Linked DNA regions of Homo sapiens: region 2 is linked to region 1. The links are chromatin loops, found by intact Hi-C in ENCODE. Cell type or tissue: gastrocnemius medialis. All regions are shown on one strand. Links, peaks and the distances in the headings refer to the core of each region. The heading gives the core; the rest is flanking DNA. Region 1 overlaps DOCK11 (dedicator of cytokinesis 11). Region 2 holds the start of LOC124905207 (a long non-coding RNA gene).

Region 1 (8,000 bases), core at 1-8,000:
CTCACCTAAAACTATGCTGGGGGCTTTGAGGATACAAAATCAACATAAGGCAGGCTCTGCTCTCCAGAGAGCCTGAACTAGTTAACATAAACACCAGCATGTGATAATAATAGAACTTAAGTCAGTATATAAGTTATTACAAAGATGTAGAAGTACTGAATATAAATGCTATAGATCTGAGAAGAGCTCGAGAGTCTGCAACATATTATAGTATTATATTATATCTATTATATATTATATATGTATTATATATTATATATTAATATATTATATATATTATATATTTATATATATGTATATAATATATATAATTTATGTTATATATAAATATATAAATATATATATATTACATATTAATATATTAACATATCAATATAATATATTATTATATAATAATATATTGTCTCAGCACGTTGATGTTCACAATAAAGGAACTGTTGAAATATAAAGCAAAAGAGTAAGTAATGAAAATTGACCTTCCCATTTTTAAGCCCCCATTTGAGACCCATCATTCATCATTTCAGGCATTCTTTCAAAACATATTGAGAACCTGCTTACTGTATTATGGCGGTGCAAAAGTAATTGCCACTATATCACTATATAGTGGCAAAAACCGCAATTACTTTTATATATATATTATATTATTATATAATATTATAATATTATATATTATATTATTATATATTACTATTATATTATATATTATATTATTATATATTAATTTATATATTATATTATATAATATTACAATTTATATATTATATTGTATAATATTACAATTTATATTATATATATTACAATTTATATTATATATTATATATTATATTATTATATAATATTATAATTTATATTATATATTATAATAATATATTATATATTATTATATATTATATATAATTATATATTATATATTATTATATATTATAAAATATATTATTTATTATATATAATATTATAATATATAATACATGATATATTATTAAATATTATATATTACATGTTATTAAATATTATATTATAATATATATTAAATATTATATTATAATAATATAATATATATTATTATATATTATAATATATTATATATTATTATATATTATAATATATTATATATTATTATATATTATATTATATTATATTAATTATTATATATTATATTATTATATATTATATTATAATATAATATTATATAATAATTATTAATATATAATATATAAACATATAATATATTAACATATAATATATCTTATATATTATATTTATATATTAATATATAAGATATATTATATGTTAATATATTATATTAATATATAATAACATATATAATATATAATATTATATTATATATTATATTATTATATAATATATTATATAATAATATAATATATATAAAAGTAATTGCGGTTTTTGCCACTATATAGTGATATAGTAGCAATTACTTTTGCACCGCCATAATACAGTAAGCAGGTTCTCAATATGTTTTGAAAGAATGCCTGAAATGATGAATGATGGGTCTCAAATGGGGGCTTAAAAATGGGAAGGTCAATTTTCATTACTTACTCTTTTGCTTTATATTTCAACAGTTCCTTTATTGTGAACATCAACGTGCTGAGAAAATTATAGCTAAAATCTACTCAGCAAGTGAAGTTCATCTTTTAACAAATGGGATATAGGAGATACACACACACACACACACACACACACACACACACACACACACACACACATATCCTCTTCACATAAACACTGATAGTTAAGATACATTTTAGCATAGAAAAGGAGTAAGAAAGTGACTAATTATCAAAAGAGACAAGTGGCCTGTTCCTTTAAGAATGTATTCAGTCTGCTTTGTGGAAGACACAATATACAGGTAACAGACTTGTTACAATTTCCCATGCTTTTAGGTCTAGGCAAGCAAATAACAAGCTGCTTCAGGATACACAATAGATGTTTTTCAGAGAGTGAAGCTAGAGGGACATCTTTTAAAAATTATTTCTTAGGAACCTTGAATTTAGACCCACATATAGGAATCTACCCTTTATTTCACCTTAATACCAAGTGTAATTCTATGCAGATAATGAATGCTTAATAAATGTTTTCTGATTGGGAATTGGGAAATCTCGCTAATAATTTCACCAAACTAAACTAACTCTGGATGAAGCAGATACTCTGGTATGAAAATAAACATTTAAGGGAGATCATAGCTATAGTGTAGCTCATCACTACACTAAGTCTTCTACCCACATCACTCACTTCTCTGAGTGGGCAATGGCTAAAATCATCAATGACCTAATTGCCAATTCTAACAGACCTCTTTTCTCCTTTCTTATTTGACTACTCCGTATACGTCATGACAATGTTGGAACTCTTTCCTTCTTTGGCTTCCATGATATCCTTCTTTCTTACCTTTCTTCCCACCTCTGTGACTGCTCCCTCTCATCTCCCTTACAGATTCGTCTTTGAACCTCCCTTCTACGTTGTTTCTCTCCAATGTTCTGCTCCTGATTTTTTTTGTTGTTGTTGTTATTCTTCTTCTTCAATGTACCCTCCAGGGAAAATCAAACCACTCCCATGGCTTCAACTACCACTTGTATGTTGATGCTCCCGCTAGTTCACTATGCTCCAAAAATACCAGCCTTTTAGTTCTCAGAATACTGCAAACTGTTTCCCAACTCAGAGCCTTGGCACATGTATGTCATTCTCCCTAGATAGTTCTTCTTTAAGCTCTTTTTACAGCTGGCCCCTTTTCAATAATTCAGGTCTCTCTGTTTTTTTGTTGTTGTTGTTGTGTTTTTTTTTTTTTTTTTTTTTTTGACGAAGTCTCGCTCTGTTGCCCAAGCTGGAGCGCAATGGCGCGATCTCGGCTCACTGCAACCTCTGCCTCCCGGGTTCAAGTGATTCTCCTGCCTCAGCCTCCCGTGTAGCTGGGACTACAGGCACCTGCCACCATGCCCAGCTAATTTTTTTTTTTTTTTTTTTTTAACTAGAGACAGGGTTTCACTATGTTGGCCAAGCTGGTCTCGAACTCCTGACTTCGTGATCTGCCCGCCTCAGCCTCCCAAAGTGCTGGGATTACAGATTCAGGTCTCATTTTAAAAGTGACAAACCTATCTAAGATAAGATTATCTCCCACAAATCATTTACTGTCTCAGTACACTGTTTGTTTCCTTCCTAGAACATATAATAATTATGAATTCTTTTTTTTGAGACGAAATCTTGCCCTGTCACCCAGGCTGGAGTGCAGTGGCGCGATCTTGGCTCACTGCAACCTCCGCCTCCTGAGTAGCTGGGATTACAGGCACCCGCCACCACGCCCGGCTAATTTTTGTATTTTTAGTAGAGATGGGGTTTCGCCATGTTGGTCAGGCTGGTGTCAAACTCCTGACCTCAGGTGATCTGCCCGCCTCGGCCTCCCAAAGTGCTGGGATTATAGGCGTGAACCACTGCGCCCGGCTCATGATTACTAATTCTTTTATTATTTATTTTCTGTCTCCCCTATCCCCACTAAGACTGAACGCTTCATGAGGGCAAAGAGTATATTTATTTTGTATCTCCATTGTATCTACAGGACCTAGTACAGCACTTGACACAGAGAAGGTCCTCAATAAATATAGTATGGATGAATGGAGAATGACTCCAACTCTGGCTCTCCAATCTGATCCCTCTCCAGAGCAAAGATCCATATATCCTAATGTCCCAAAGGCACTCAAATTCAACAGGACTCATTAACTTTTACTGCAAATGTAGTCTTTCCCCTGTATTTCACATCAACCACCACACTCCACCATACTGTCAGTGGACTGATGATCAAATCCTGTAAATCCTTTTTCAACATGTCTCATCTGCCTTTGATCCTTCATATATCCACTGTCACTGCCTTACTTCAGGCCCTCATTTCTTATCTAGCTTACTGCAACTAGTCTTTTTACTGCCTTTGACATTGTCACCAATCCTTCTTCAACACAACTTTTAAAGAGATTTTCCCCAGTCCTTACCAATTCCCTCTTAATACAAATATAATTGTGTTACTTCCCTGCTTAAAACCCTTCCATGACTACCTGATGCCTGAAAGATGAAATCCAACTCTTAAGATGAGTCCACATGATCTGTACTCCATTTACATCTTTAGTTTCATCTCTTGGTGAATCCATATTAAATCCTAGCTCCGTTGCTGCAGAAAAACTTTTGCTAAATTAGAGTTCTTCTCCTGCTCACCCCCAGAGGTCTATACAGACTTATTTTATCCTGATGGTATTTGTTTCTGTGTATGTGTATCTTGATGTGTGTGTGCCTCCCTCTACTGGACAATAAGCCTTTAGGGACTATATCCAGTAAGTACCTACAGTTTTTGTTAAATGAATTAGTTCTGAATCTCTTTCCCTTAGTTTTTGTAACATGCTTGTGTTGAACTTGGCTTCCCATAGATTAATTCATAAATTATATTAAAGAATGGCAATAAAAAGCTTCAAATTCATCTAATTTCTGTATCTATTAAACACAATTGGCTGCTATCTAAATAATGAGGATGGCAAAAAGTTTTCAAAGCTTAGCTAGCCTATTACACAAATAAAGAAACTGAATTTCTTTGTCTTATTGTAGTTACATAAACCAGTGGAAGATCTGGACTGTGCCTTTCCATAACCTTGGCTCTATCTTGGTTAATTATGTTTATTCTTAAGTTTAAAAAGCCCCTGAGCACAGAAAATAAATCTTTGCTGTCTGTTTCAGTCATATTTCTTCCTAAAAGCCAAGTCTGAGGTTATTGTTTAGCTGAGGTAAGTGGACTGCACATTTAGGGCCCTCAGTTATGGCTAGCATTGAAAGGCAGGATTCATCCATTTGAACATGTACTGAGTGCTTACCATTTCCAAGATATTATACAAGACCCTGGGATTACAAAAGTTGGATCCTTTCAAAGTGTTTAGACATGAGTGCACTCATGGCTTATATACCTCCAACATGACAATACTTTTAAAAAGAAGCAAAATAGAGAACTGGCAGGTTTGGTAATTTTAAAACGATATTCTTCAAAGGAGCTTAATGGAAAAGGGAAGGTATGATGGGGTGAAATAAAAAGTAGCTTCTGATTTGAGGGGGTTCATGGTAGGCCCTCTGTGTGTGCTTTGTTGTTCTGTATTTCTATTTACAAAGGCAGTACTTAATGGCTTCATGAGCTGGCATTGTATATGTCACCACAATGACCCCCATTGTCCCATCTTTCCTTTTTGCAATGAAGAGAGCCCACCGGCTGCTCCCAAGCTTCTGTCCTTACCTTACTGATGAAAGCTCTCAGTGAGGCAAATACATGTTTCAGCGACACTTCAGATTGTCCATTTTTAAGAAAAGCAAGATGTATATCAAACACTTTTTTCATTAATGGGTTATGGCCATCATTATTTAAAAGTTGGGTCTATAAAACATTAAAAAATATGGTTTATGCCCCACTGAGAATGACAGAACTGATTTCACCAATACCTGTTTATGAAACCACTGTTTGGAAGTTTCAGGAAAATAAAAGGCTCTTGCATATAATTTCAAAATATTTGTGCCATCTTTCAACTTGGAAATCTCAAACAACTACTACATACATGATATCTAAAATATTTAATCCCAACATTTTAAACAGGTAGATTTTTTTTCAATGCAACACAGCAATATACAGGACTAGTATGGGAAGAGTATTTTCTATTAACCTATACCATATTGCTTCTCAATTAAGAAATCAATAAATTAATAATGAATACAAGCAAATCAGCCTTTGTATTTCTGAGAGACTAAATATTGTAATGTATGAATGAAGGAAAATACCAGTTCTATTTTATTAGATTATGATCTAATTTACTTTAAAAGTATGTTTAGTATATGGTTAGCCATTTGTGAAAAAATAAGCCCTCTATGAGTAGAGATAATTAACAGGTATCACAATTGAACAGACTATGTAAATTGTTTAAATGTCCCTTGCAAAGAAACAACAAATTGTAGAGAAATACCTTTTAGTTTGTCAACTTTGTTTTAATCAGCAATGGTTAATTTCTCCAGCCCTATCCTGCTAACCCTCAAGAAAGTAACCAGCAGGTTACAGCTTGGCCAAAACCAACAAAACCCAAAACAACAACAATCTAATGATAATACTGACAGCCAGAATCCCTGAATGGTGTTTGATTTTTCTGGCACTTTCCTTAGTATATTTCAAGGCATGGTATAGTGGCTAGAATCATGGTCTCTTATAACTGGCCTAGATCTCAATCCTGATTCTGCCACTGCCCAGCTATTTGACATTAACCTCCTGTGGGCCCCAGTTTCCCCATTATCAAAAGGGAATAATAACAGTATCTACATCATAAGGCTATTATGAGGATTAAAAGTGAGTTCATATTTGTATTTTTAAGTTATTGAGATATAATTTACAAACCATAAAATTCACCAGTTTCAGGTATACAATTAAATTACATTTAGTAAATTCGGCAACAGAGTTGGGTGACCACCGCAATCCAATTTTAGAACATTTCCATTGTTTCAAAAAGATCACTCCCCTTTCTCATTCCCAGCCTCACAATGAAAAAGTGAGTTAATATTTGTAAAGCACTTAGGACAGTGCCTGATATCTACCAAGAGACTATATAAATGTTTGTTAAATAAATTAGAGGTATCAGAATAGGAGGAAGGAATACAATGTACATCATGAGATCTAATGGCTTTCTTAGTTATTGGCACGATGAAACATGGAGTTGTGTTGCATTTTAATATAGAACAAACCTAATACTTCATAAAGGGATCTGTAGCCTATTTATTAAAGGTATTCTGCAGCCTATTTTATATTAGTATCTAATTCAATTTTCCTTTATAAGCCTCTTTGAAAAGCACAGGCCAGGTTTCCATAGAAAATCTCGAGGTCTGAAGCAATTAACTTAATTACTTAGAGAAGAGGGGAAAAAGGAAAAAAAAAATCTGTATAACTGAAGTGAAAGCAAGCAAGATTTTCACCTTTGAGTTCTTACATTATGGTCACACCGTTTTTACTTTTCAAAGCACTCTCACGTCCATTATCCCATTTCCCCCTCCAATAATCCTGCTAGATAACTGCTTTTACCTTCTTTTTAAAATCATAGCAATGATGATTTGCACTGAGAGGCAAACATCTGAGAAAAAACACTAAGTGCGCGCCTAGGGAAGCCAGCCAGACTGCCCGGACATCATCTACCCTGACAGGACATCTCATCACAATGGGTATTTGGGCAAACAGATCCAATCATATTTTGGGCTAAAAATTGCTGGCTACTTAAAGTATGGAAACTTTGTTTTTAAATACGAAAATCTAATAGAATTTAAGAGGTAGAAGAGAGCTTAAGGGCAAGTTAGTCCACTCCCTTCCCTTTATGGATGACACAAGTGAGTCTCAGTGACTTCCAGGGTCACATGATAACCAAACTAGAACTGCCATCCACATTTCCTGACTATTCATGCCAGCCTTTTTCAGTGTACTACCCCACATTGACTAGGTAATTTCTGCATAATGTTACTTTGCAATGGTACCAACTGAATTATAACTCTTCATTTTTACCTTGAAGCACTGAGTGAAAAATGATATGGTGTCTAGTACTGTTAGGGAAACTTCAGTAGCTGTATTGCCTTCAAGAAGTGCCTGGTGGAAAATGTCTGCTTCAGTTGTTGTAGAACCTAGGATTAAAAAAGTAAATTAAACTTTTCCCAACACGAAGATGCACATAATGGTGTTGAATGACTTTCTACCCAAAGACTTAAGACAAGAAAGGGGGCTCGGCTGGGTGCGGTGGCTCATGCCTGTAATCCCAGCACTTTGGGAGGCTGAGGCGGACAGATCATGAGGTCAGTTCAAGACCAGCCTGGCTAGCATGATGAAACCTGTCTCTACTAAAAATACAAAAAATTAGCCGGGCATGGTGGCACGTACCTACAATCCCAGCTACTCAGGAGGCTGAGGCAGGAGAATCACTTGAACCCGGGAGGCAGAGGTTGCAGCG
Region 2 (12,259 bases), core at 2,368-10,367, 55 kb before region 1:
GGGCAAACTAATCTGTAACTTATGCTATACACTATAAGGAACTTAAAAAAACATGGGAAGGACATGTACTTCCATGTACGATAGTTGTAGAGGATCTTTCCTTGTAGTTTTCAATTTTGCTTAACTGTCTATGTCAGAAAGCAAAATGGGCCTGGCGCGGTGGCTCATGCCTGTAATCCCAGCACTTTGGGAGGCCAAGGTGGGCAGACCACTTGAGGTCAGGAGTTTGAGACCAGACTGGCCAACAGGGTAAAACCACGTCTCTACTAAAATACAAAAAAAAAAAAATAATAAATTAGCTGGGCTTGGTGCGTGCCTGCAATCCCAACCACTCTGGAGGCTGAGACAGGAGAATCGCTTGAACCCAGGAGGTGGAGAGGTTGCAGTGAGCCGAGGTTGTGCCACTGCACTCCAGCCTGGGTGACAGAGCGAGACTGTGTCTCAAAAATTAAAAAAAAAAAGCAAAATGGACAAGTACCTGAACTAAAATGATGTAAAGATGGATGAAGAGATTCAATAACCATTTAAAAAGTGAGATCTCCAGGCATGGTGGTGCACACCTGTAGTCCCAGCTATTCAGGAGGCTGAGGCAGGAGGATCACTTGAGACCAGGAGTTTGAGACCAGCCTGAGCAACATAGTAAGGCCCCCTTCTCAGATAAAAAAAAAAAAAAAAGAAAACAAAGTGAGATTGTTGGACTTGTCTGATCAGATGTGGGGAAGGGAGGAGAGTGAGGATTCTAGAGCAGCAAGCTCTTCATATACCAAATCTAGCCCACCTACTTTTGTACAACCTGTAAGCTAAGAGTGGTTTATTACATTTTTAAGTGGTTGGAAAAAACTCAAAAGAATATCTTGTAACATATGAAAATGACATGACATCCAAATTTTAGCACTCACACAATTTGACTGGAATATAGCCCTGCCCATTTCTTACATATTGTTCAGTAGCTGTTTTCATCCTGCAGCAGCAGTTGAGTAGCTGCAGCAGAGAGTGTATGGCTTGCAAAGCTTCACATATTTCTTCTTTTTTTTTTTTTCTGAGACGGAGTCTCACTCTGTCGCCAGCTTCACATATTTCTATAAATAGTCCTTTATAGGAAAAGCTTACTGACCACTAGTCTAGGTGACTTGTAAATTTCTGGCCAGTGTCACTGGATAGGAAGGGGTGTCCTCAACTGAGACGGAGAACAGAGGAGGAGGAGCAGGTTGAGAGGAAAGAGGAGCATGGTGATTGTGAGGTGCCTGTGGATCACCTAAGGAGAGAAGCTCAGCAAACAGCTGGGTGTCAGGCTCTCGAACTTGGAGAGAGGCCCCACTGTAAACTGAGTAGGTGAATTTCGCCATTCTTCCACTACTCCAGAAGTGAATTTCTAAATTTTCAGAGTCTCTTCCCATTAATTTGGTAAGGGGCTTAAAGCTCTAATTTTATCTTCAATCTCAGTAGTTGGTTTAGAAATAAAGTCTTACTGTCTTATAGAATCCTAAAGACATGGCACAGGGTGGATGAAGACTACAGGGCTTTTAAGAATTTGAGAAGCTGGAGTTATCTACAATTTAGTCTGCCATCTTACTAGGATGTAAGGGCTTATGGCTGTTCAAAAGCTGCAACTTTGCCTTTTCCTGTTTAAATTATAGCTTAGTGCTGCGGAAAAGGCATGAATGGATCTTCTGATTTTGGTGCTCTAGGTTGCACATAGGCAGAGGGAAGAAAACTGAAACCAAAAAGGCAGCTTTTTTTTTCTTTTTTTTTTGAGACGGAGTCTTGCTCTGCTGCCAGGCTGGAGTGCAGTGGCGTGGTCTTGGCTCACTGCAACCTCCGCCTCCTGGGTTCAAGCAATTCTCCTCCCTCAGCCTCCCAAGTAGCTGGGATTATAGGCACACACCACCATGCCTGGCTAATTTTTGCATTTTTAGTATAGATGGGGTTTCACCATGTTGGCCAGGCTGGTCTTGAACTCCTGACCTCGTGATCCACCCACCTCGGCCTCCCAAAGTGCTGGGATTACAGGCATGAGCCATGGTGCCTGGCCAAGGCAGCATTTTTATATTCCTGAATTCACATGGATTCCTTCTGAAAACAATTGTTGTTTGTAATATAAAAAATAATAAGGCCGGGCACGGTGGCTCATGCCTGTAATCCCAACACTTTGGGAGGCTGAGGCGGGCAGATCACTTGAGGTCAGGAGTTCAAGACCAGCCTAGCCAACATAGTGAAACCCTGTCTCTACTAAAAATACAAAACTTAGCCGGGAGTGGTGGCGGGTGCCTGTAATCCCAGCTACTCGGGAGGCTGAGGCAGTAGAATCGCTTGAACCCAGGAGGCGGAGGTTGCAGTGAGCCGAGATTATGCCATTGCACTCCAGCCTGGGCAACAGAGTGAGACTCCGTCTCAAAAATAATAATAATAATAATTATTATTATTATATTGGGGAGAGAGTTAGAAAATTACCTATCAGGTACAATGTTTACTATTTGGGTAATGGCTATACTAGAAGCCCACTCCCAGTACAGAATATACTCATGTAACAGACAAGCACATGTACCCCCTGAATCTAAGATACAATAGAAGCAATATCAGGCCAGGCGCAGTGGCTCATGCTTGTAATCCCAGCACTTTGGAGGCCGAGGCAGGCGGATCACTTGAGGACAGGAGTTTGAGACCAGCCTGGTCAACATGGCAAAGCCCTGTCTGTACTAAAAATACAAAAATTAGCTGGGCGTGGTGGCACACACCTGTAATCCCAGCTACTTGGGAGGCTGAGGCAGGAGAATCACTTGAACCTGGGAGGCAGAGGTTGTAGCGAGTGGAGATCACGCCACTGCACTCCAGTCTGGGTGACAGAGCGAGACTCCATTTCAAAAAAAAAAAAAGAAAAAAGAAACAACATCAATTCCTCTGGACACCATTTATTTGTGAAAAAAATAGTTTGAACACTTATCCCCAAATCATGTCATTTTAGGAAGCTTGATAACAGAGGTAGAGGTGGGGACTGCAAAGACCTGGGTGTGGGCCTGAAAAAGGAGGCTGGGTACCATGTAGCAATTGCCTTCAGGTGTTAGTGAGCTGAGTTTTTCCTCCTCCTTCCTCCCCTTTTTATTCTCTTAGATCTCTCTTCTTTTTCCCTTGATTCCTCTCAAAGTGGTGGCTTGAGTGTGAACTGTTACACCAGATTCTCTGGGTTCAAATTCCAGCATTGCCACCGATTGTGTGATCTCAAACAAGTTATCTAGCTTTGCTGTGCCTTAGTTTCCCCATTCATAAAATGAGGGATATGTGTCATTACCTAACAAAGTTGTAGTGATCATTGAAGGATTTAATTTAGAACAGTGCCGGGCATGCATTTAAGCATTGTACGAGTTATTAACATCACAATTCCCTTCCACACCCTGCTTTCTTTTGTCATTATTTACTGTCCTGTGATGAGCCCACTTAAATGACTGCCTAAGCATGATTCTTGTTTTATGAATGCCGCAGTTGTTGCGGTTTGCTTAGTTGTGGTTCTATGTTTGAGTTAACCAGAGTAACATAAACCTCTGTGACTCAGGGGTGAGTTCTCAGCTGGACAAGTTAATTCTTTGTGTTAGCCACCTTGGTAAAAAGGTCTGTCTCTCAAACGAACAAAAAACAAAACAAAAAAACAACCAAACAAGCAAACTTGAACTGGGAGAGCCTTTCTTGGCATGTCTAGTAAAACACTCTTTCCATCTTCACCACGATGTCAAGATGTCTAGAAGGCACCTCCTGTGGGGAGAAGTAGGTTTATGGGGAGTAAGAAGCAGAGAGAAAAAGCAAGGAACCCAGATAAAGTGTCTCTGAAGTTGTACCAACCTTTTTTTAGACTAGATATCTCAGATGTTTATCATTTTGTTTCTTCTTAGAGTTTAAAAAAGATATTTCCTCCTTTGTCTAGTATTAATTCATATTTATTTAATAATAAAATTGAACATTAGTTCCTATGTTTATTGACCACTTGAATTTTTTCTTCTGCAAATTGCCTATTCACGTTCTTTACCCATTTTCTTTTCTTTCTCTTTTTGAGAAGGAGTCTTTTTCTGTTGCCCAGGCTGGAGTACAGTGGCATAATCTCAGCTCATTGCAACCTCCGCCTCCTGGGTTCAAGCAGTTCTCCTGCCTCAGTCTCCCAAGTAGCTGGGATTACAGGCTTGTGCTACCATGCCCAGCTAATTTTTAGTATTTTTAGTAGAGATGGGTTTTCCCCATGTTAGCTGGTTTCGAACTCCTGACCTCAGGTGATCCACCCACCTCAGCCTCCCAAAGTGCTGGGATTACGGGTGTGAGCCACTGCACCCAGCCTACCCGTTTTCTTATTGAGAAATTTCATCTTATTGATTTGTAAGAGCTCTTTTTATAGTAAGAATATTTATCCTTATCCTATCATGTATACTACAAATATTTTACTATTATTTTCCTTTTGACTTTATAATTTTTTTTTTTTTTTTTTAGACAGAGTCTCGCTCTGTCGCCCAGGCTGGAGTGAAGTGGTGCAATCTTGGCTCACTGCAAGCTCCGCCTCCAGGGTTCAAGTGAATCTCCTGCCTCAGCCTCCTGAGTAGCTGAGACTACAGGCACATGCCACTGTGTCCAGCTAATTTTTGTATTTTTAGTAAAGACTGGGTTTCACCATGTTGGCCAGACTGGTCTCGAACTAGCCTCAGATGATCCTCCCACCGTAGCCTCCCAAAGTGCTGGGACTACAGGTGTGAGCCACCATGCCCAGCCTATAATCTTTTTAAATTTAAATTTTATATGATCAAATGTATTAATTGCTTTTCCTTTTGACTTCTGGTTTTTAAGTCTTCTTTAGAAAGACTTTCCTCACCTCTACTGCACATATAATAATCTATGCCCAGTTTTAGTTTTTAAAGGATCTTGTCTTTTACATTTAAATCTCTAATCAATTTGAAATTTATTTTTGTGTAAATAGAGAGCCCTTAAATTTTGTGCATAAGGCCGGGTGCAATGGCTCATGCCTGTAACCTCAGCACTTTGGGAGGCGAAGGCGGGTGGATCATTTGAAGTCGGGAGTTCCAGACCAGCTTGGCCAACATGGTGAGACCCCATCTCTACTAAAAAATACAAAAATTAACCAAGTGTGGTATCACGCACCTGTAATCCCAGCTACTGAGGAGGCTGAGGCAGGAGAATCGCTTGAACTTAGGAGGTGGAGGTTGCAGTGAGCCAAGATTGTGCCACTGCACTCCAGCCTGGGCAACAGAGCGAGACTCCGTCTCAAAAAAAAAAAAAAAAGGTGCAAATGCTTACCTAATTATTCCAACACCATTTATTGAATGATCTTGACACTGTTATTTCTTGAAATACAACTTTTTTTTTTTTTTTTTTTTTTGAGACCAAGTTTTGTTCTTGTTGCCCAGGCTGGAGTGCAATGGCACGATCTTGGCTCACTGCAACCTCCACCTCCTGGGTTCAAGCGATTCTCCTGCCTCAGCCTCCGGAGTAGCTGAGATTACAGGCTTGTGTCACCATGCCCAGCTAATTTTTAGTATTTTTAGTAGAGATGGGGTTTCCCCATGTTAGCTGGTTTCGAACTCCTGACCTCAGGTGATCCACCCACCTTGGCCTCCCAAAGTGCTGGGATTACGGGTGTGAGCCACTGCGCCCGGCAGAAATCCAACGTTTATCATACACATTTTTATATACATACAGATTCTGTGTCCTATTACATCCTTCTGCCTATTTCTCTATTAGTAAATGTCCAATTTATTTTTAGGTTTAATTTTTATGGGTAAAATGTTCAATTTTAATTAGCTACATTATTCATTTTAATGTCTGCCAGGGCTCCTTACTCCTCTTCTTTGGTATTTTCTTAGCTGTTTTTACATCTTGATTCCTTCTGATAAATTTTATTTTTTATTTCAATTTTCCTTTTTTTGAGACAGAGTCTTGCTATGTTGCCCAGGATAGTCTTGAACTCTTGGCCTCCAGCAATCCTTCCACCTTGGCCTCCTGAGTAGCTGGGACTTCAGGTGCTTCTGATAAATTTTATAATCATTTTGCCAAGTTAAAAAAAAAAATCCTGGCCAGGTGCAGTGGCTCATGCCTGTAATCCCAGCACTTTGGGAGGCCGAGGCAGGCGAATCACGAGGTCAGGATTTCGAGACCAGCCTGGCCAACGTGGTGAAACACTGTCTCTACTAAAAATACAAAAATTAGCCGGGCGTGTTGCACCTATAATCCCAGCTACTGGGGAGGCTGAGGCAGGAGAATCGCTTGAAACCAGGAGTCGGAGGTTGCAGTGAGCCAAGATCGTGCCACTGCACTCCAGCCTGGGCAAGAGAGCAAAACTCCATCTCAAAATAATAATAATAATAATAATAATAATAATAATAATAATAATAATAATCCTTCTGGGATTTTGACTAAGGTGGCATTGAATTGACAGATATTAAGGAGAGAAGTCACATATTTATAATTCTAACAAAATATGTCTCTCCATTGATTTGGGAGTTTGTTTTTGTCCTTCAGTAGACAAGTCCTCCCGACTTACTGCTTCTCCTTCAGGGCTAATAACTTAGAGGTCTTAGGTTTTGTTTTATTAAATAAACTATACTGCTTCATAGGTGGTAGTAGCAATGACATTGTAATTGTATGGCCTAGTTAACTTGGATGGTTTCTAGTAATGAGAAAGCCTTTACTTCACCGGAAAGTGAAAGGGATAGCCACGGAGATCATGAAGCAGATCCTGAGCACCTTCAGGTTCTTGAGTATGGCCAACCTGCAGATGAAGTGCAGAGTTAGGAATGAAGGTTGAGCAGACCACCATTACTTGTGGCATGCAAACATGTGAGGGGGCAGACAGATGTAAATGAGGGTACAAACAGCTATTAATGGGAGAGATCTCCTAGTGGATTTATTGGTGAGTTGACCAGCAAAAGGCTCCTTGAAGACAAACCAGCGGTGGAGTAGGCATCACACATTCCAGTGAGGCAGGCATTCCTTCTAGCCAGTGTTTTTCAACATCTGCACTATTGATAGCAGGAGCCAGGTGAGTTTTTGTTGTAGGAGGCTAGCTGTGCATAGTAGGATGTTTAACAGCATCCCTGGCCTCTACCCACTAGGTGTCAGTGGCAACCTCTTTGCCCCAGTTGTGACAACCAAAAATGTCTCCAGGCATTGCTAAATGTTCCCTAGGGGGTAAAACCACCCCCAGTTAAGAACCCCTCCTCTAAGATCTCAGGGACAGTGGAGCAAACAACCAAAAAATGAGCATGTGGGGTCAGTGAGTAGAATGACAGTGGTAAGGGTGGGGGGGTCTAGGTAGTTCAGTCTTGGCCAGTCGGCCTCCCAGAAAGGGGAAGTGAAAGATACCCTACCCTCATTGGGCCACATCTTGGTAGAGGGGGTGGAGTAGCTGACTTCCTAAGGATGTGCCAACATCAGAGCAGGAGAAGGAAGAAACAGAACGAGGGCAGAAACTAACTTACTCATATCCATCTGAAAGAAGACATCCTTGCTGGGGTAAATCTTCCAGGAAGGGAGACTGAAGGTAGAGAGGGAGCCAACTCAGAGAAAAATTTTAGATCTTGGGTGGAGAGAAGGAAATTACAGTAAGTTCCACCTCACAACATTTATCTAATGGAGAAGACTCATCAGATCCTAACTAAACGTGTTTTTCCGAGTTGCAGCATCTGCAGTGACTTGCTAAAATGCCCTTTGGTGAGATGAGCTGGAGTTACACGTCATGGTTGTGGAAATTGATTCAGCCAGGAAGTGGACACTGGGAAATTGTCTTGAGTGTGCACAATATAGGAATGTGAGGGTGCTCCTGGAAAGATAAAGCAACTAAGTTGTCAGGGAGGACAGGGCTTAGGAGAGTACTGTGAGATAGGGGTCAGTGCTTTACTAGAAAGCAACAAAAAGGTAGACCTCAACTCCAAGCCCCATTACCTAAGTGAGAATGAAATGTCTTCAAATAATATTGGTTGGGCCAAGTTTCCCTTAAAGGGTGTCTGTCGTTACAGAGAAGTGGGTAGGAGGTGGGGAAGGGGAACTCTGAAAACCTTTCTGATCTACTTGAGAGCCATAAAATAGCAATCTGTGACCAGTGACAGGGAAATCCAAATGAGGGGAATAAATTAAACTTAACTGTAGGAGACTGTGTATGAGAGGCTCTCTATGGAGGGAATACTGAGCAAGTCCCACTAGTTGAATTTCAAATCCAAAACCACTTTCTGTGTAGTTCTGGTAGTGTAACAAAGCCAAAGGAAGTGCCAGTAAGCAGAGAAATCCTATAGTTAGGTGGCACATGGGAATTTTCATCAATCCTCAGATGCACAAGAAAGCCATAAAGATAAGCCACTGGCTTTGTTCAAGAAGACAGACACAGGGCCGGATGCAGTGGCTCACGCCTGTAATCCCAGCACTTTGGGAGGCTGAGGCGGGTGGATCACTTGAGATCAGGAGTTCGAGACCAGCCTGGCCAACATGGTGAAACCCCATTTCTACTAAAATTACAAAAATTAGCTGGGCGTGGTGGCGTGCACCTGTAGTCCCAGCTATTTGGGAGGCTGAGGCACGAGAATCACTTGAACCCAGAAGGCGGAGGTTGCAGTGAACCGAGATCGCACCACTGCACTCCAGCCTGGCCGACAGAGCGAGACTCCATCTCAAAAAAAAAAAAAAAAAAAAAAAAAAAAAAGAAAGAAAGAAAAGAAAAGAAAAAAAAAGACAGACACAGGAGCAGGGCTGATATTCAGCCAAGATGCGCCAGTATGGCAGTACTAGTTGCTAACAGCCAGCATCTGTGTATATTTGTTGGTACTTATACCACCACACAGAAAACAATGTCCCTTCATGGGGGAACAGATCTTCACCATATGGTGAGATCAACGGAGGCCAGAGGTGACCTGTAAGATATCAAATGGCAAAAATTGCCTGACCTTGACCCATCCATTACCCCTACCTGGATGGAGGGATGGGCCCAGAGACACAGAGGGTATCATGGCTGGTAAAATTATCCTATGCTGTGGGGGAAAGATTACAGTTATAAATAACACATATATAGATGTAACAATTACGTAGATGTGCCAGGCAGCATTCCTTTTTTAAAAAAATTATTTTTATATTTTTAGTGACAGAGTCTCGCTTTTGTCACCCAGGCTGAAGTGCAGTGGCACGATAGCTCACTGCAGCCTCAAACTCCTGGGCTCTTCCAGGAGTGATCCTTCCACCTCAGCCTTCCAGAGTGCTAGGGTTAAAGGCACACACCACCATGCCCAGTCCAGGCATCATTCTCTATGCTTTATATACTTGGCTTCATTGAATCCTCACGATGTTAGGAGGTAGGGACAATTCATACCTGCATTTTACAGGTGAGGAAATGAAGACCTAGAGGGGTTAAGTAATGTGACCAAGGTCCCACAGCTTGGTAAATGACAAAACTGGGATTCTGACCCAGTCAACCTGCTTCAGAATTTGTATACTTAACAAATGTGCTGTACAGTAGGGATGCCAAAACTCTCAAGATGAGAATAATCATTAGAGGGAGAGCAGCCAAAACACCCAGGTAGGTATGGGTACCCCTAACTACCCCCCTCCCCCGGCAGCATCCCCCCAACCCAACAGTCTCATCTAGCGTCACAGAGCTATAATGAAATAAACTTGGAGGCCATCACGGTAGTGGCAGTTCTAATAAAAATGAGAAAAATCACAAGATGGTTAAACCAATGGGGAGAGCTGGAATTTCCCCTCCTGAAGATATTCCAGGGCTAAAACTTCAATTCTGAGTTTTGTTTCTACAACAAAGAAGAGGTGGTGGTGGTTAGAGAGGTTACTTTGTTTTAAAAAATAAAACATTCTGTGTAAATATCCAAAATCATTTCCATGAAAATTTCTCTTCAGAAAGGAGGATGAAGAGAAGTGGGTTAAAGGGTACAGTTAGATAGACGGAATAAATTCAATGTTTGATAGCAGAATAGGGTGACTACAGTTAAAACAAAAATGTACTTGGGAGATGGACACCTTAAACACCCTGACTTGATCACTATGCATTACATACATGTAACAAAATTTCACATGTACCCTACAAGTTTGTACAAATAATGTGGGTACATTTTTAAAAATTCTCTTACATGTGACCTGAACTGTATTCAGCTGGCTCTGTGACTACTTGGGAGTTGCTGTGGAACAAACTGCAGCAATGCTTTCTTCTGGAAGTCTTTCATTTTCTTTATGATTATTATTCTTTTTTTAGACAGGGTCTTACTCTGTCACCCAGGCTGGAGTGCAGTGGCATAATCTTGGCTCACTGCAACCTCTGCCTCCCAGGCTCAAGTTTCCTTCCCACTTCAGCCTCCTGAGTAGCTGGGACTACAGGTGCATGCCTCCACACCTGGCTGATTTTTTGTATTTTTAGTAGAGAGGTGGTTTCGCCATGTTGCCCAGGTTGGTCTCAAACTCCTGGGCTCATGTGATCCTCCCACCTTGACCTCCCCAGTGCCGGAATTACAGGAGTAAGCCACCATGCCCGGCTTCATTTTCATTTTCCTTGTTCTGATAGGGATAATTTTGTCAACTCCACCTTTCTTTCTCTCTAATCCTCTTTCATTGCATGTGTATTTGTGTCTAGATTTAGTTTGGGATGGGGAGGGAGGACATAGTACTATTACATGATATCATCGTGGCTCTGAAGGTATCTCAAATCCTGACTATGCCACAGAAGAATTCTGAAATAACCCACTGCATGAGTACTATAGGAGCTGGTCAGCTTTGCATTGAACATAATTCCACATCTATAATGGCTTAGCTTTTGCTTCTCAATCAACATATTAATTGTTACAATATATCAGTACTAGGAACTATTACTCACATTCATCAGAGACATAAGATGTCTCTCTTCAAGAATACAGAATTTGGAAGATTCGTTATTGACAGAAGAAGACTACTTTTGAATTATCTTTTAGATTATAACATCCCATCTGCATTATCTGCCTGTGAAATATTGCCTTGATCATTCATATACCTGGTTCACAGTGGGTGGTCAATAAATGTGTGATGGATGAATGAATGGTCTACAGCTTCCACACTGCAGCCTTTACCTGCTCATATGATAGTTTTCACTGATTTTCTATGAAAGGCACATGCAGTAAGCATGCAGGATGAGAAGTCTAGAGCCTGTAAGACTCAATTCTAGGAGATCTACTAAAGTAATGACTATTACAAAACACTATGGTATATAAAGAATGAGACTTGTCGATCAGAAATTGACTGAGGTTGGCTGTAAAGGTTTTCTATCAAGAGGATGAAGAAAATTGAGCATAAGTTTTCTGGACAAAAAGAAAAAGCTGATTTAACTTGGCTTGTGTCTAAGACCAAAACAGGATGAGAGAGTCTGAGAAAAAACATATAAAGAATGTTACCTGATTTTATATGCACTTTATTATTTTTGCTTTGCATATTGTGTACTACGGATGGTTTTAATTGTTGGAATTCATATAATGATAAAAATAAAGAAGTTAATTTTTTAAACTTCCTGTTAAAAACTTGGCCTAAAGTACTTCCTCAACACAGACACGCTAGTGGCAGTTCTAATAAAAATGAGAAAAATTCATGGCATTTCCTCCATGAAGCCTTTTTCAGTCTACATCTATAAAGACTCTGCCTTTTCAAGCACTTGTAACTACCACTGATTTGCTATTATCAGACTTCTTCATAATACTTTGAGACCGAGTCTTGCTCTGTTGCCCAGGGTGGAGTGCAGTTGTGCGATCTCGGCTTACTGCAACCTCCGCCTCCCAGGTTCAAGCGATTCACCTGTCTCAGCCCTCCCCCACCCCCGCACCCCCCACCCCAGTAGCTGGAATTACAGGCGTGCCACCAGGCTTGGCTAACTTTTTGTATTTTTAGTAGAGATGGGGTTTCACCATGTTGGCCAGGTTGGTCTCAAACTCCTGACCTTAGGTGATCTACCTGCCTCGGCCTCCCAAAGTGCTGGGATTATAGGCATGAGCCACCATGCCCGGCCCATAATATCTTTTTAATGTGACTATTTGTTATCTCCCTCAACCACAGTCTCTCCGAGTTCTGGGATATCTGCCCACAATACCTTGCACATAATAAAGGCTCCAGGGGTGCTGTTTATCTAAACTGGCTTTATTTCCTTGAGACTGCTCAAGCACTTATCCTGTGCTAGGTTCTGGGAAAACAGAGGTGGAAAAGTTCAGATCCAGACTCTACCCATATGGAGGTTACCTTTTAAATGAAAAAGTGGAAAAGATGA

What was found. Hi-C counts contacts between places; a loop is a spot of excess contacts. Peaks named below come from ENCODE experiments on the same cell type or tissue, not always from the same donor. Only the 100,000 strongest peaks of a DNase experiment are listed, where the experiment ranks them.
Region 2: it touches region 1 in a loop (2.4-fold over the local background); 2 of 110 quality-filtered maps call a loop at or near these places.

The regions. Positions count from the first base shown.
Region 1 is chrX:118,640,867-118,648,866 of GRCh38, reverse strand. It overlaps DOCK11 (dedicator of cytokinesis 11), which reads right to left. Exons shown (of 53, transcript NM_144658.4): 39 at 7,562-7,677; 40 at 5,273-5,410. Among named protein-coding and RNA genes, the nearest start is that of IL13RA1, 83 kb to the left of the region's middle. In gastrocnemius medialis, for the core only: a CTCF peak has its summit at 4,291 (motif pointing left); no DNase peak of the experiment used is centred there.
Region 2 is chrX:118,694,153-118,706,411 of GRCh38, reverse strand. LOC124905207 (a long non-coding RNA gene) reads right to left here and starts at 8,426. Exons shown (of 2, transcript XR_007068306.1): 1 at 6,683-8,426; 2 at 2,894-3,744. RefSeq lists a silencer at 8,884-9,113. In gastrocnemius medialis, for the core only: no CTCF peak of the experiment used is centred there; a DNase peak (open chromatin) is centred at 7,364.